Linked DNA regions of Homo sapiens: region 2 is linked to region 1. The links are chromatin contacts, found by Hi-C in ENCODE. All regions are on one chromosome and are shown on one strand. The core of a region is the stretch at or near the end of the contact, and the rest is flanking DNA. Distances in the headings are between cores, read along the strand shown. Region 1 holds the start of SNU13 (small nuclear ribonucleoprotein 13). Region 2 holds the start of PACSIN2 (protein kinase C and casein kinase substrate in neurons 2).

The links. Hi-C counts contacts between places; a loop is a spot of excess contacts on that map. Pooled maps may share reads with other maps.
Region 2: a pooled map shows a loop between it and region 1 (2.8-fold over the local background). The contact joins the promoter of PACSIN2 here to the promoter of SNU13 in region 1. A Hi-C loop is called at or near these places in 5 of 50 pooled maps.

Annotation. Positions count from the first base shown.
Region 1 is chr22:41,686,254-41,693,115 of GRCh38, reverse strand. It overlaps SNU13 (small nuclear ribonucleoprotein 13), which reads left to right and starts at 4,249. Exons shown (of 3, transcript NM_001003796.2): 1 at 4,249-4,322. The coding sequence starts at 4,320. It also overlaps the pseudogene C22orf46P. RefSeq lists enhancers at 4,150-4,329, 4,880-5,049 and a silencer at 4,569-4,768.
Region 2 is chr22:43,012,536-43,019,349 of GRCh38, reverse strand. It overlaps PACSIN2 (protein kinase C and casein kinase substrate in neurons 2), which reads left to right and starts at 4,201. Exons shown (of 11, transcript NM_001184970.3): 1 at 4,201-4,329. RefSeq lists enhancers at 3,714-3,913, 3,896-4,599 and silencers at 4,034-4,223, 4,234-4,283, 4,404-4,473.

The DNA.
Region 1 (6,862 bases), core at 3,000-5,499:
ATTCTGAGTTTGCCAGATAATGTAAGTATAGGAGCCATTGCAGGGTTTTGAGCAGCTAAGTGCTATGTTCTGTTTCTAAAAGTTTGTTCTGATGGCAGGGCATGGTGGCTCATGTCTGTAATCCCAGCACTTTGGGAGGCCAAGATGGGTGGATCACTTGAGGTCAGGAGTTCCAGACCAGCCTGGCCAACATGGCAAAACCCCTTCTCTACTAAAAATACAAAAATTAGCCAGCCATCATGGCGCATGCCTGTAATCCCAGCTACTCAGGAGGCTGAGGCACAAGAATTGCTTGAACCCAGGAGGCGGAGGTTGCAGTGAGCCAAGATCACGCCACTGCAGTCCAGCCTGGGTGACAGAGCGTGACTCCATCTGAAAAAAAAAAAAAAAGAAGAGGCTGGGTGCACTGGCTCACGCCTGTAATCCCAGCACTTTGGGAGGTCGAGGTGGGCGGATCACAAGGTCAGGAGATTGAGACCATCCTGGCTAACACGATGAAACCCCGTCTCTACTAAAAATACAAAAAAAAAAAAAAAATTGGCCAGGCATGGTGGCGGGCACCTGTAGTCCCAGCTACTCAGGAGGCTTAGGCAGGAGAATGGCATGAACCCGGGAGGTGGAGCTTTCAGTGGGCCGAGATCGCGCCACTGCACTCCAGTCTGGGTGACAGAGCAAGACTCCGTCTCAAAGAAAGAAAGAAAGAAAGAAAGAAATCCAGAGTCGACCAGGCGTGGTGGCTCACACCTGTAATCCCAACGCTTTGGGAGGCCAAGGTGGGTGGATCACTTGAGGTCAGGAGTTCGAGACCAGCCAGACCAACATGGTGAAACCCTGTGTCTACTAAAAATACAAAAATTAGCTGTGCGTGGTGGCACATGCCTGTAATCCCAGCTACTAGGGAGGCAGAGTCAAGAGAATCACTTGAACCTGGGAGGCAGAGGTTGCTGTGAGCCGAGATCGCACCACTGGACTTTAGCCTGGGCCACACAGCAAGACTCCATCTCAAAAAAAAAAAAAAAAGAAAAGAAAAAAAAGAAAAACAAGAAAGAAATCTGCAGAGTTGGCTAGGAGTGGTGGCTCATTCCTGTAATCCCAGCACTTTGGGAGGCCAAGGCAGGCGGATCACATAAGGACGGGAGTTCGAGACCAGCATGACTAACACGGAGAAACCTCGCCTCTACTAAAAATACAAAATTAACGGGTGTGGTAGTGCATGCCCATAATCCCAGCTACTCAGGAGGCTGAGGCAGGAGAATTGCTTGAACTTGGGAGGCAGAGGTTGAGGTAAGCCGAGATCACACCATTGCACTCCAGCCTGGGCAACAAGAGCAAAACTGCATCTCAAAAAAAAAAAAAGGAAAAGAAAAGGAAATCCGCAGAGTTGTGACTAAAACTTCTGGGCTGCTGGTAATCATTTGTTTCTTAATCTGCATGCTACAAACTGATGTATTCAATTATGAAAATTTACTGATCTACACACTTGTAATTGTGTGTGTGTATTATCCTTGGACCAATTTTTTTTTTTAAAAGAGAGAAAAAAGAGGCCAGGCACAGTGGCTCACACCTGTAATCCCAGCACTTTGGGAGGCCGAGGCAGGCAGATCACAAGGTCAGGAGCTCGAGACCAGCCTGGCCAACAAAGTGAAACCCCATCTCTACTAAAAGTACAAAAAAAAAAAAAAATTTGCCAGGCGTGGTGGCGGGCGCCTGTAATCCTAGCTACTCGGGAGGCTGAGGCAGGAGAATCGCTTGAACCAGGGAGGCGGAGGTTGCAGCAAACCAAGATCACACCACTGCACACCAGCCCAGGCAACAGTGTGAGACTCTGTCTCAGAAAAAAAAAGAGAGAGAGAGAGAGAGAGAGAGAGAGAAAGAAGAAGGCCATTCTGGTGACTGTATGGAGGATAGGCTGTGGTTGGATAAGAGAAGCAGCAAGAACCAGGCAGAAGGCTGTTGCTATGGTCCAGTTGAGACATGATGGTGTCTCTGCCCAGGAGGGTGTGGTGTGGTTAGAAGTGATCAGATTTGAGATACAATTTGCAAGTATAGCCCCTGGGACCTGCAGATGGATTGAATGTGTGGAGTGAGGGAAAGAGAGGAGCTCAGGGTGACTCCTGGGTTTGGGGCTTGGCCGATGCTCTCCCTGAGCAGCCTGAGTTTCCCTCTGATTCATTTCTGGTACACCAGGCATAAAACAAGGTCCTTGTAACAAGTGACAGAGACAATCATGGTGCTGAGGGAAGAAGGGTGAAGGTGTATGGGGCCCACTCACCTTGATGACATTCCTTGTGCTGAAGCGGGTCCTGGTGACCTGGTGCCAACAGTGCCGGACCTGCCAGACCAGAAAGAGGCAGAGGACAAGCAGGTTGCCACAGCACTGAGGGTCCCTGCAGCTGTGATTCTGGGAGAGCAGGCCCTGCACTGGCTCCCACTCAGGGCCATGGAATGGCCCCACCACAGCACAGGCACCCAGCAGTGACAACAACATGGCAAAGCTTAGATCAGGCAGATGGTGTTGGGAGCTAGAGGGCAGGCCTGGCACATCTGATGCAGCCAGCTGCAGTAGGATAGCCGCCACCTCATAGCACCCCTGTCACTGAGGCCACCTCACAAAGGGGGCTGATGCCCCAGCCTCAACTCTGACCCTGGTGCCAGGCCTGGTTAGCATGCTCTTGGTGCAGGTAAGGACAGTATTGGGGAATTGTTCAAAAGTAATTAGGAGGAAGAACTTGTTTTAAACAAACCCATCCTCTGGAATGAAAAGATTAAGTTCCCTGAATGTGTGATGGGGTGATATAACCTGCGGTCTGCTTGATTTCTTTCTTCCTATGAAATACTTGGATCTGCCTGTCCTTCTATTATCAAACATTTAATGAACACTGTATTGAATACATGTATTCTTGTTTAACCACTCAACATGCCTTTCTCGTTGCTTGCAGTATCCTGATTTCCTGTGGGGGAATTACTTTTCCCATCTTAGGATCAGTGTTGGTGGGAAAATAAATGTTACCCTGAAGACTCTTTTACCCAAAAGTTCTATTCAAAATATTAAATATCTGAGCAGGCAGGGACGTCAGCCAATTATAATGAGCCAGGCCTTAACTGTTTAGTGGCTGGAATTTTTTTTTTTTTTTTTGAGACCGAGTTTCCACTCTTGTTGCCCAGGCTGGAGTGCAATGGCGCGATCTCGGCTCACTGCAACTTCCACCTCCCAAGTTCAAGCGATTCTCCTGCCTCAACCTCCCGAGTAGCTGGGATTACAGGCATGCGCCACCACGCCCGGCTAATTTTGTATTTTTAGTAGAGACGGGGGTTTCTCCATATTGGTCAGGCTGGTATCGAACTCCCAACCTCAGGTGATCCGCCCGCCTCAGCTTCCCAAAGTGCTGGGATTACAGGCGTGAGCCACCGCACCCGGCCCTCTTTTTTTTCTTCTTTTTTTTGAGACGGAGTCTCACTCTGTTGCCCAGGCTGGAGTGCAGTGTGCAGTGGTGCGATCTCGGCTCACTGCAAGCTCCGCCTCCGGGGTTCACGGCATTCTCCTGCCTCGGCCTCCCGAGTAGCTGGGACTACAGGCGCCCGCCACCATGCCCGGCTAATTTTTTGTATTTTTAGTAGAGACGGTTCACTGTGTTAGCCAGGATGGTCTCGATCTCCTGACCTAGTGATCCGCCTGCCTCAGCCTCCCAAAGTGCTGCGATTACAGGCGGGAGCCACCGCACCCGGCCGGCCTTTTTTTTTTTTTTTTTGAGAGTCTCGCTCTGTCGCCTCAGCTGGAGTGCTAGAGTGCAGTGGCATGATCTCAACTTACTGTAGCCTCCACCTCCGGGGTTCAAGCGATTCTCCTGCTTCAGCCTCCTAAGTAGCTGGGGTTACAGGCGCCCGCCACCACGCCTGGCTAATTTTTGTATTTTTTAGTAGGGACGAGGTTTCGCCATGTTGGCCAGGCTGGTCTCGAACTCCTGTCCTCAGGTGATGCGCCCGCCTCGGCCTCCCAAAGTGCCGGGATTACAGCCATAAGCCGCTGCGGCCGGCCGGTGGGTTACTTTTTGAATGTTTAATTCATTGTTTCTGCCAATAATTTGTACTAGGCAGCTCATAAGAACGCCAAAGTACGTTCCTTCTTCGACACAGGGCCAGTTTCCGCGCCAGTGCCCCCGTAGAGGGCGGGGCCCACTCGCTCGCGTAGCGTCACCTTCGCTTCCTGCCGCGCGGGGCCATTTCCGCTGCTGCTTCTGTGAGTTTTTCCGGTGCACGCGAGTGCTTCTGAAACGTCAGCTGCGCTCCCCTAGGAGTGCTGAGCCCGCGGAACCGCAGCCATGGTGAGTGCGTGCGCCGGCCGAGGGACCGGGAAGCGGGAGACTCAGGGTTGCGTTCACTCCCTAGCCTGTTAGATGGAGGCTTAGAGCCTGCGCCGTCTCATCCGCCGGCGTTGGGTCTTAACCGCCGGGCCCTTAGTTAGAACCCCAGCAGCGGCGGGGTCCCAGCAGCCTGGCCCGAGGTTAGAACTCAGGAAACCTTAGGATCCCCGCAGCTGTGTTGCTTTGCCGCACGGTCTGTTTGCTTGGCAAAAGGCCTGCAGCGAGCGGAGGGGGCATGGCCCAGCCTGGGAGAAAGAGACCAACCCACGTGGGAGAGGGCAAAAAGTTGGGTGAAGAAAACTTGGCTCCAACTTTTTTTTTTCCTTGTTTCTTTTCATACGAAATCTACGATGGCGTGGGACCCTGGGATTCGGATCAACCTCTCCTACCCACCCTACCTCACCCCACCCCCGTTGCTGGGGTTCAGGAGGAGATCTCCCATGGGTCTGCGCTTAGTGCCCGCCGCGAGTCACACGCGCCAGGGACCTAGAGGAGCCTTTGGCATTTGGGGGCTGTGGGGAACATGAAGTGAGCGCGACTCACGGCCTGGAGTGCAGGAAAGGCTTCTCCTGCAAGGCGGTGGCTTCAAAAACCAGAAGTCTGGTAGCACCACGTGCGGCGTCTCTAAACTCTTGGTCGTCTCTGACTTTTAAACATCTAGGGAAAGTTCTAAAACGTGTGTCCTGGCGTAGTAGTTTTGGTTGGCACTTGGTGAGGAGGGAAGAATTTGTAAAGCACTGTAACTTCTATAGTTAATCCTTCCAGTGGAGCTTGGATCCCGGCGGTAGCACTCCCCACAAACCTCCTCCCATGCATTTTGAAGCTTAGTACGTGGCTGAGCCTAGAACTTGAAGCTTCCAAACTCAGTGCTCGCTTTAACGCAGCTCCCTGAAACGTTTTGGAATCGGATGGTCTCAGGTTGAACTTTGCAGTTTTCCTCAACTGTAAAATGGGGATGACAGTGCATGAGGGTGTTGTGAGGATCAAATGAAATAAAGCATGGTAAACATCTAGTCCTGATGCTTGGTACAGAGTAAGCACGCAGTATTTGTTGTTCAATCAAAACCTTGCAAGTTTTGGCTGTCTGGTGTACAGCGAAACCAAACTGATCATGCTAGGTAGGGATTTAGGTTGGCTGGTGGTATGATATCATTCGTTAATTTATTTAACCCCTGAAGAAATTGAAAGGCAAATAAATACACCCTAAGCAAGTTTCAATTAGTGTTTATAAGCTAGTTTGGTTTTAAAATTGAGTTTAACTTTTTTGTTGACTAATAGTGAAACATTTAGGTATTTAATGATTGTTCAGATTCCTGAAGTCTTCCTCTTTTATGAATTTGATGTTTATTGAGATTTGAGAATCCTGATTTCCAGAGAATGGGTTGTTGGAAACAATGGCAATTTTTAAAGTTTTTTTAAATTGACATATCATAGTTGTACATACTTTGGGGGTTCCATGTAATATTTCTAAGTATATCTATTTTAAAACATGCAACAGGGCCAGGCGCGGTGGCTCATGCTTGTAATCCCAGCACTTTGGGAGGCTGAGGCGGGTGGATCATGGGGTCCGGAGTTTGAGACCAGCCTGGCCAACATAGTGAAACCCTGTTTCTACTAAAAATTCAAAAAAATTAGCCAGGCGTGGTGGTGGGCACCTGTAATCCCAGCTACTTGGGAGGCTGAGGCAAGGAGAATCGCTTGAACCTGGGAGGCGGGGGTTGCAGTGAGCCAAGATCACACCACTGCACTCCAGCCCGTGTGACAGTTTGAGACTCCGTCTCAAAAAAATAAATAAATAAAACTTGTGATAAATTATTAACCAAAATTTCCAGCTGGGCACGGTGGCTCACGCCTGTAATCCCAGCACTTTGGGAGGCTGAGGCGGGTGGATCATGAGGTCAGGAGTTCAAGACCAGCCTGACCAACATGGTGAAACCCCATCTCTACTAAAAATACAAAAATTAGCCAGGCGTGGTGGTGCGTGCCTGTAATCCCAGCTACTTAGGAGGCTGAGGCAGGAGAATCACTATAACCGGGGAGGCGGTGTTTGCAGTGAGCCGAGATCATGCCACTGCACTACAGCCTGGGTGACAAAGCAAGACTGTGTCAAAGAAAAAAAAAATCCCTACTGTAGTATCAAATAAAACATTTGTATGGCCGGACGTGGTAGCTCACACCTGTAATCCCAGCACTTTGGGAGGCCGAGGCGGGTGGATCACCTTAGGTCAGGAGTTCAACCTGGCCAACATGGTGAAACCCCCATCTCTACTAAAAATACAAAAATTAGCTGGGCGTGGTGGTGCATGCCTGTAGTCCCAGTTACTCGGGAGGCTGAGGCAGGAGAATTCCTTGAATATGGAAGGCAGAGGTTTCGGTGAGCCGAGATTGCGCCACTGCACTCCAGCCTGGGCGACAGAGGGAGATGCCGTCTCTTAAAAAAAAAAAAAAAAGATAAAAGAATAAACTCCAAATCAGTAGAGGGGAAAATAGTGCAAATGCAA
Region 2 (6,814 bases), core at 2,952-5,451, 1.3 Mb before region 1:
AATCTCCTGGGCTCAAGTGATCCTCCCACCTCAGCCTCCTGAGTACCTGGGACTACAGGCCTGCACCACCACGTCTGTCTAATTTTTTTTTTTTTTTTTTTTTTTTTTGAGACCAGGATCTCATGATGTTGCCCAGACTGGTCTCCAACTCTTGGACTCAAGTGATGCTCCCGCCTTGGCCTCCCAAAGTACTGGGATTTTAGGCGTGAGCCACCACGCCCAGGCTTTTCTTTTAGACACGATTAAAAATTTAAAAAAGTGAATATACCCTGAAGCACTTTTACAAAATCAGGGGTCCTTGAACACACTGAACAATGACCTGTGCCAGGCCCCATGCTGAATATTGCAGAGCGAACTCACAAATCCTCACAGATTCTCTAAGCTAACAATCACTAGGTTTTGTGATTATCCCCGTTTTACAGTAGGGAAAACCAAGGGCTGGAGTAGTGAAGTCACTTGCCAGGGCCGCAGAGCTCCTTGCCGCTCGGCTGCCTTACTGCCTTGTTTCCCCTGGCTTCTCTTTGTGCCTGCAATGCAGCCAAGTGGAACCCTCCTCTCTTCCTGGACAGGAGGAGTTCTTGCCTCCTGATCTTTGCTCTCTGTAATCTTCCACTCATTTTGGCTCAGGTAAACAGCACTGTTTTCAATACCACTGCACCCTCTTCTGTTCTAAACTCTATGTCCTTGCCAGATCTTTCCAGGAACATCAGCAGGACCCAGGTCCACCCCGAGCCACCTTCCCTGCCTGGCACGTTCTAAATATTGGAATTATTGAGTGAGTGAATGTCTGTAACTGATTTTGATTTTTTTTCTTGAAAGACATGTATCACTGTACAATCCATAAATCACTGTACTTATCACACTGAAAATACACGTATCACTGTATTTTCAGCAATACAACTATATCTGGATGTTTTAAATTTTTTGAGAATATGATATTCTCTGTGCAAGTATGTTTTAGCCCAGACTGTCTGTTTATCCAGGCTGCTTAGTGGGAAATGGTTAATAAAGGACTAAACTAAAGCCGGTCAGTCTCAGTCCCAGGCACTCTGTGGCAATGGTCACATTTTGGGGGAAGGAAGGAGCAGCTGACAAGGCATGACCACATGTCCACCGTTCAGACACAGCATTCACAGCCGTGTGCCCGGAACAGCTCTCCATGCTTTGACTCCTTACCACAGCCCTGTTGCTCTTCCTAATCCCCATATCACGGAGGGGACACAGAGGTGCAGAGAGCTGCAGTGACTGGCCCAAGGCCCCTTGGCTGAAAAGGGGTGGAGGCAGGATTGGGCTCCAGGCCTGTTCAAATATGACTGAAGGAGGAGGCTGGATGGAATGTTGTGAAATGTTTGTGGGGAACAAAGTTGGGGTGCTCACATGTGGCAACGGGGAGCTATCTTTGGAAAAATACCCTGATAAGCTGCCAGGACAGAAGGTATAAGGCCCAAAGAGTTCAGGCAATGATGTCAAGCTGCTAGGTGCAAGACAAGGAAAGGAATTTTGTGTTTGTCCTGAGAAGGAGGAGGAGAGAAAAGAAGAGGGGGAGAGTGCAGAAAACCAAAGGCATGTGAAGTGGCCAGAGTGTGGCATGGGTCACGTGACCAGGTGGTGACTCCTGGGGCCAGGCAGCCAAAAAGGCTCACGAGGCATCCTGTCTTGTTGCTGGGCAGTGCCAGGCTTGATGCCTCTCTCCAGCTTCCAGTCTTCAGGAACCCCTGCTAGACTCAGCAGTGCTTGGAGTGCAGGGGGATTCGTGCAACTGGATAAGGGGATGATGGTGAGACCAGTGAGCATGCGGTGTGTGGAAGAGCAGGAGGCCTGATGACAGACGCTTGTTCAGAAACCTTGGGAGAGGCTGCGTACAGTGGCTCGTGCGTGTAATCCCAGCACTTTGGGAGGATGAGGCAGGAGGATTGCTTGAGCCCAGGAGTTCAAGACGAGCCTGGGCAACATGGCGAGATTCTGTCTCTACAAAGATTTTAAAAAATAATTAACTGGGCATGGTGGTGCGCACCAGTGGTCGCAGCTACTTGGGAGGCTGAGGCAGGAGGATGGCTTGAGCCTAGGAGGTCAAGGCTGCAGTGAGCCATCATTGTGCCACTGCATTCCAGCCTGGGCATCAGAGTGAGACCCTGTCTCAAACAAACCAAAACAAAAACCCCCAAAAATTTGGGAGAGGCTCTGTATTTCTTTTTTTTTTTGAGGCGGAGTCTCACTCTGTTGCCCGGGCTGGAGTGCAGTGGCGCGATATCAGCTCACTGCAAGCTCCGCCTCCCGGGTTCACGCCATTCTCCTGCCTCAGCCTCCCGAGTAGCTGGGACCACAGGCGACCGCCACCACGCCTGGCTAATTTTTTGTATTTTTAGTAGAGACAGGGTTTCACCATGTTAGCCAGGATGGTCTTGATCTCCTGACCTCGTGATCCGCCCGTCTCGGCCTCCCAAAGTGCTAGGATTACAGGCGTGAGCCACAGCGCCCGACAAGGCTCTATATTTTTATAGGGCATGGAATTGCGATGTAAGCGGAACTTACCCAGATATGAAAGTGCTGAGAGCTGATGGCTGAGTTCTATCTATACAAATGGTCCACAGGTATTGTGGGTGGCAAAGAGGTCCCTGTTGGCTCAGTCCTGGAGAATGAGGAGAGACTTCTTGGCAGTGGTTTGTCCTGGCACTGTGTGTTGGTTTTTTTTTTTTTTTTTTGAGATGGAGTCTCGCACTGTCGCCAGGGCTGGAGTACAGTGGCGTGATCTTGGCTCACTGCAACCTCCGCCTCCCAGGTTCAAGTGATTCTCCTGCCTCAGACTCCCAAGTAGCTGGGATTACAGGTGCATGCCACCACACCCAGCTAATTTTTTGTATTTTTAGCAGAGACAGGCTTTCACTGTGTTGGCCAGGCTGGTCTCAAACTCCTGACCTTGTGATCTGCCCGCCTCGGCCTCCCAGAGTACTGGGATTCCAGGCGTGAGCCACCGTGCCTAGCCGGTTCTTTTGTTTCTTTCTCAATTATTGTCATAAGGACAATGCCACAGAGCAGTCTAGAAAGTAAACAACCACTAGATTTCTTTGTGGACTCTTTTCTCATACCTATCTATATGTAGCAGCAATTCTACAGTTTCTACCATTTTGTATCTAGCTTTTTCTTTTATTATTATTTTCTTTTATTTTACTTTTTAGAGAACTGGGTCTTGCTATGTGGCCCAGGTTGGCCTCAAACTCCTGGGCTGAAGCGATTCTCCTGCCTCGGCGTCCCAAGAAGCTGGGATTCCAGGTGCATGTCACCATGCCTGGCTCTATCTGGCTTTTTCTTTTAACGTTTTAGTTTAAGCATTTTCCCATAGTGCTACACAGTCATCATTATTATTCTCAAGGGTTGGGCTGACCTGGGTTTCTAATCCTGGCTCTGCCATTTACTCTCTTTACTCCACATCACCCCCAGCAAGTTACCTGGCTCACCCCTCACCTGGGGTTCCTCTCACCATCCTCTCCACCTGGATGACATGAAGCAGTGCTTGGACAGCGCGTAGGACAGTGCTCAGGAAGTGCTCTCCATTTTCCTTCAAGAGTATTTCCCTCTGCAGAACGGGGCTAATACCCTATCATGCAAGGTGATTGTGAGAATTGGAAAGAATGCGTGTGCATTGCCTGGTGCCTTGCCATCCAAATATATTTTATTAGAGAGAGCAGCAACATACGCCCCCCCAACCCCCCGTTTAAACTAAGCGGGTCCACGTGGAATGACGCTTTTGGCGCAAGTCGGAGGAGCTCCTAACGACATTAGCTTCTTTGAGTCCCTTGGGAGAGGAAACTTTCTGAAAGACTGTAGGATTACCTTCCCTGAACTTCCGGTCAGGTGCGGTGCTGCCCTGCCGCGCCCTCTTACCCCTGGATGCCGACGAAACCGCAAAACTCCAGCCCCGGGAAGCGCGTCTCAAGGACCACCACCAGCGAGCGGCTTTGGGAGAGTAATCTGCGCCACCCTCGCAGCCCATTAAATAGGCACTCCCCGTTTGATTGACAGGAGAAGTCACCAATGCGCGTCCTGGGGCTTTCCCTCGTCCTCACGCGGGGTGAGCCGCCTCTCTACTCATCTGGCCCAATCGGGGGCGCCGGGGAGGCTGTGGGGCGGGGCTCGGTGTCCGGTAGCCAATGGACAGAGCCCAGCGGGAGCGGCGGGGGCGGTGCGGTCGCGGCTGGCGGCAGAAGCGGCCGCAGGGGTCTGGGCAGGGCTGGGCAGTGCTGCCGGAGCAAAAGCGGTAGCGGGAGCCCGGCCGGAGCTGGGTCTGGAGACGCCGTGGCAGCCTGAACGGAGTGTGCGACGGATTGGGAGGTGAGTGGCCGCCGAGGTCAGGGGTCGCCGCGACGGTTGGGGCGCCGCGGGCGGGACGCGGGGGCGCTGGTCCGCGGCCGGGCCCGCGCCCCGTCAGGGCCGCCGCGCCGAGCTCCGCGCCCTGAGGGAAGCGGGTCGGGCCGCGCGGAACTTCCTGTCTCTGTGGGAGGGGGCGAGTGCTCGGGGCCCCGGGGGGCGCCTGGAGAAGACATCTTGGGGAGGACGAGGGCGAGTGGGGTCGGCTCGGGGAAGGGGCGGGGGCCCATGGGGGCGGCGCTGTGGGAGCGGGGCAGTTTTCCGGGGTCCGGGGCCTGCTGGAGAGGGAAGTGCAGGAGCAGGGCCGTCGGGGGTTAAGAGCTGCTAATGAGTGGGGGAGGTGTAGACAGCTGCAGAAGGGGGAGCTGGGGCGACTTTTGGAGGGACGCGATTTAGGAGAAAGCTGGGAATCCGAGACGTGCAGAGGTTAGGCGAGGGTGCCGGAGCAACGCTGGAGGGAAGGCGTGGCTGGGACGCGCCGGTGAGAGGGCAGGGCTTAGTCCTGGGGTGGCCTGGGGGGCGACGCAGGACACACGCGGGTGCGCTGATTTCGGGCGCTTTGATGAGCGGCCTCCATTTCCTTCCTTCCCACCCTCCGTGTCCCGGGGGGGGGGGGGTGGTGTGTGTGTGTCTGTGTGTGTGTGTGTGTGTGTGTGTGTGTGTAGGGCGGGGGGAGCAAAGCCCTTACCGCAGCACGTCCTAGGGCTGGGGCCAAGCAGGAGAGGCCGGGGAGGTTTGCCCTTGTGACCCTCCTCAGAGTTTCCCCAGACTCACTGAATCAGAAATCCGAACTCCTTACTCCTCTAGGGCTTTCAAGCCTGGCCAGGCATCCTGAGAGGTCCGCAATTGGAGAGGTAGTGATTGCTGCTGCTGTTGAATTTCATTGATTCATTGGGTTTCGGCTCCATCAGAGAAGGTCGATTTTCTTTTCAGAAGGAGTTGGTTGGTCAGGGGAGCAAGCTGTGCTATTGCTTTGGGGCCCACACGGCTGCAGCCTTTGACGTATAACAGGACCTGGGGATGCCACTCTTGGCTTGGGTGCCTGAGGGAAGGTGGCCTTTGGCTGGGTGTGTGCACCATTCCTGGATCCTGTCTTCTCTTTTTCCCTCCGCCTGTCCGGTGTTTTTGTGGTTAAGGGGGTAGGCTGCTCAGAGTCTCCAGGGCTACTTGGTACACTGTTTACCAAATACTGCCTGGCTGTCTTGATGAAAATCAGGAAACCAGCTCAAAGAGTTTGAACCTCAGCTGCAGATGGTGAGCTCACACCTTCTTCCTTCCCTCCTTTTCGGTGCCTTCCTCTGCGGTTATTCCCGTGTGCTGAAGTTCTGTTTTAACCCTCCTGGGATTGCCAGGTTGGAGCCCAGGGCAAGGGAACCGACCAGGCAGGCAGTGTTGAATGCCAGCCCTCCTGTTCTTGCCCAAGATGTTGTCGTTCCACTTGATTCATGAGCCTGCCTGCATGCAGCCTCCTCATGGAGACATTGAAGCTGTGCCAGTGCAACTTGGATCTCTCTTGATTCACCTGGAAAACTTTCACTTGTGTGGACTTAAACTTAATTCTAGAGTTTGGTAGCCTCTTTGGTGAGGTTATGCTGGTTGAGATATGAGGCCACTACATCAAAAACATTGGTGTGTTTTTCTTTTGACAATAGACTTAAAGCTTTAAAGAAAGTGGCCATTAGGCTGGTGATATTTATTACTTGGGAAAGTAACATAACACAGAGAAGTAGATGGGTGATTAGGTCTGCACTCTTTATCCACTTTTTGGGAGAAGAATAACAACTCATTTGAATGGAAATGGTATCCTTAGCTCGTGCTGCTTTGGGACTTGGAACTTTATCACTTTTAATCTCAAATGTATATGAAGTTGTGATGTGATATTTAAATAATCTAGGCTGGGCGGGGTGGCTCACGCCTGGGATCCCAGCACTTGGGAAGGCCGAGGCGGGCAGATCACCTGAGGTCAGAACTTAGAGACCAGCCTGGCTAACATGGTGAAACCCCGTCTCTACTAAAGATACAAAAATTAAGGCCGGGCGTGGTGGCTCACGCCTGTAATCTCCAGCACTTTGGGAGGCAGAGGCGGGCGGATCACCAGAGGTCGGGAGTTCGAGACCAGCTTGACCAACATGGAGAAACCCCATGTCTACTAAAAATACAAAATTAGCTGGGTGTGGTGGTGCTCATACCTGTAATCCCAGCTACTTGGGAGGCTGAGGAAGGAGAATTGCTTGAACCCAGGAGGCGGAGGTTGCGGTGAGCCAAGATCCGGCCGTTGCACTCCAGCCTAGGCAACAAGAGCAAAACTCCTGTTTCAAAAAAAAAAAAAAATTAGTCTGGCGTAGTGGTGCACACGTGTAATCTCAGCCTCAGCTACTTGGGAGGCTGTGGCATGATAATTGCTTGAACCTGGGAGATGGAAGTTGCAGTGCACTGAGATCACACCACT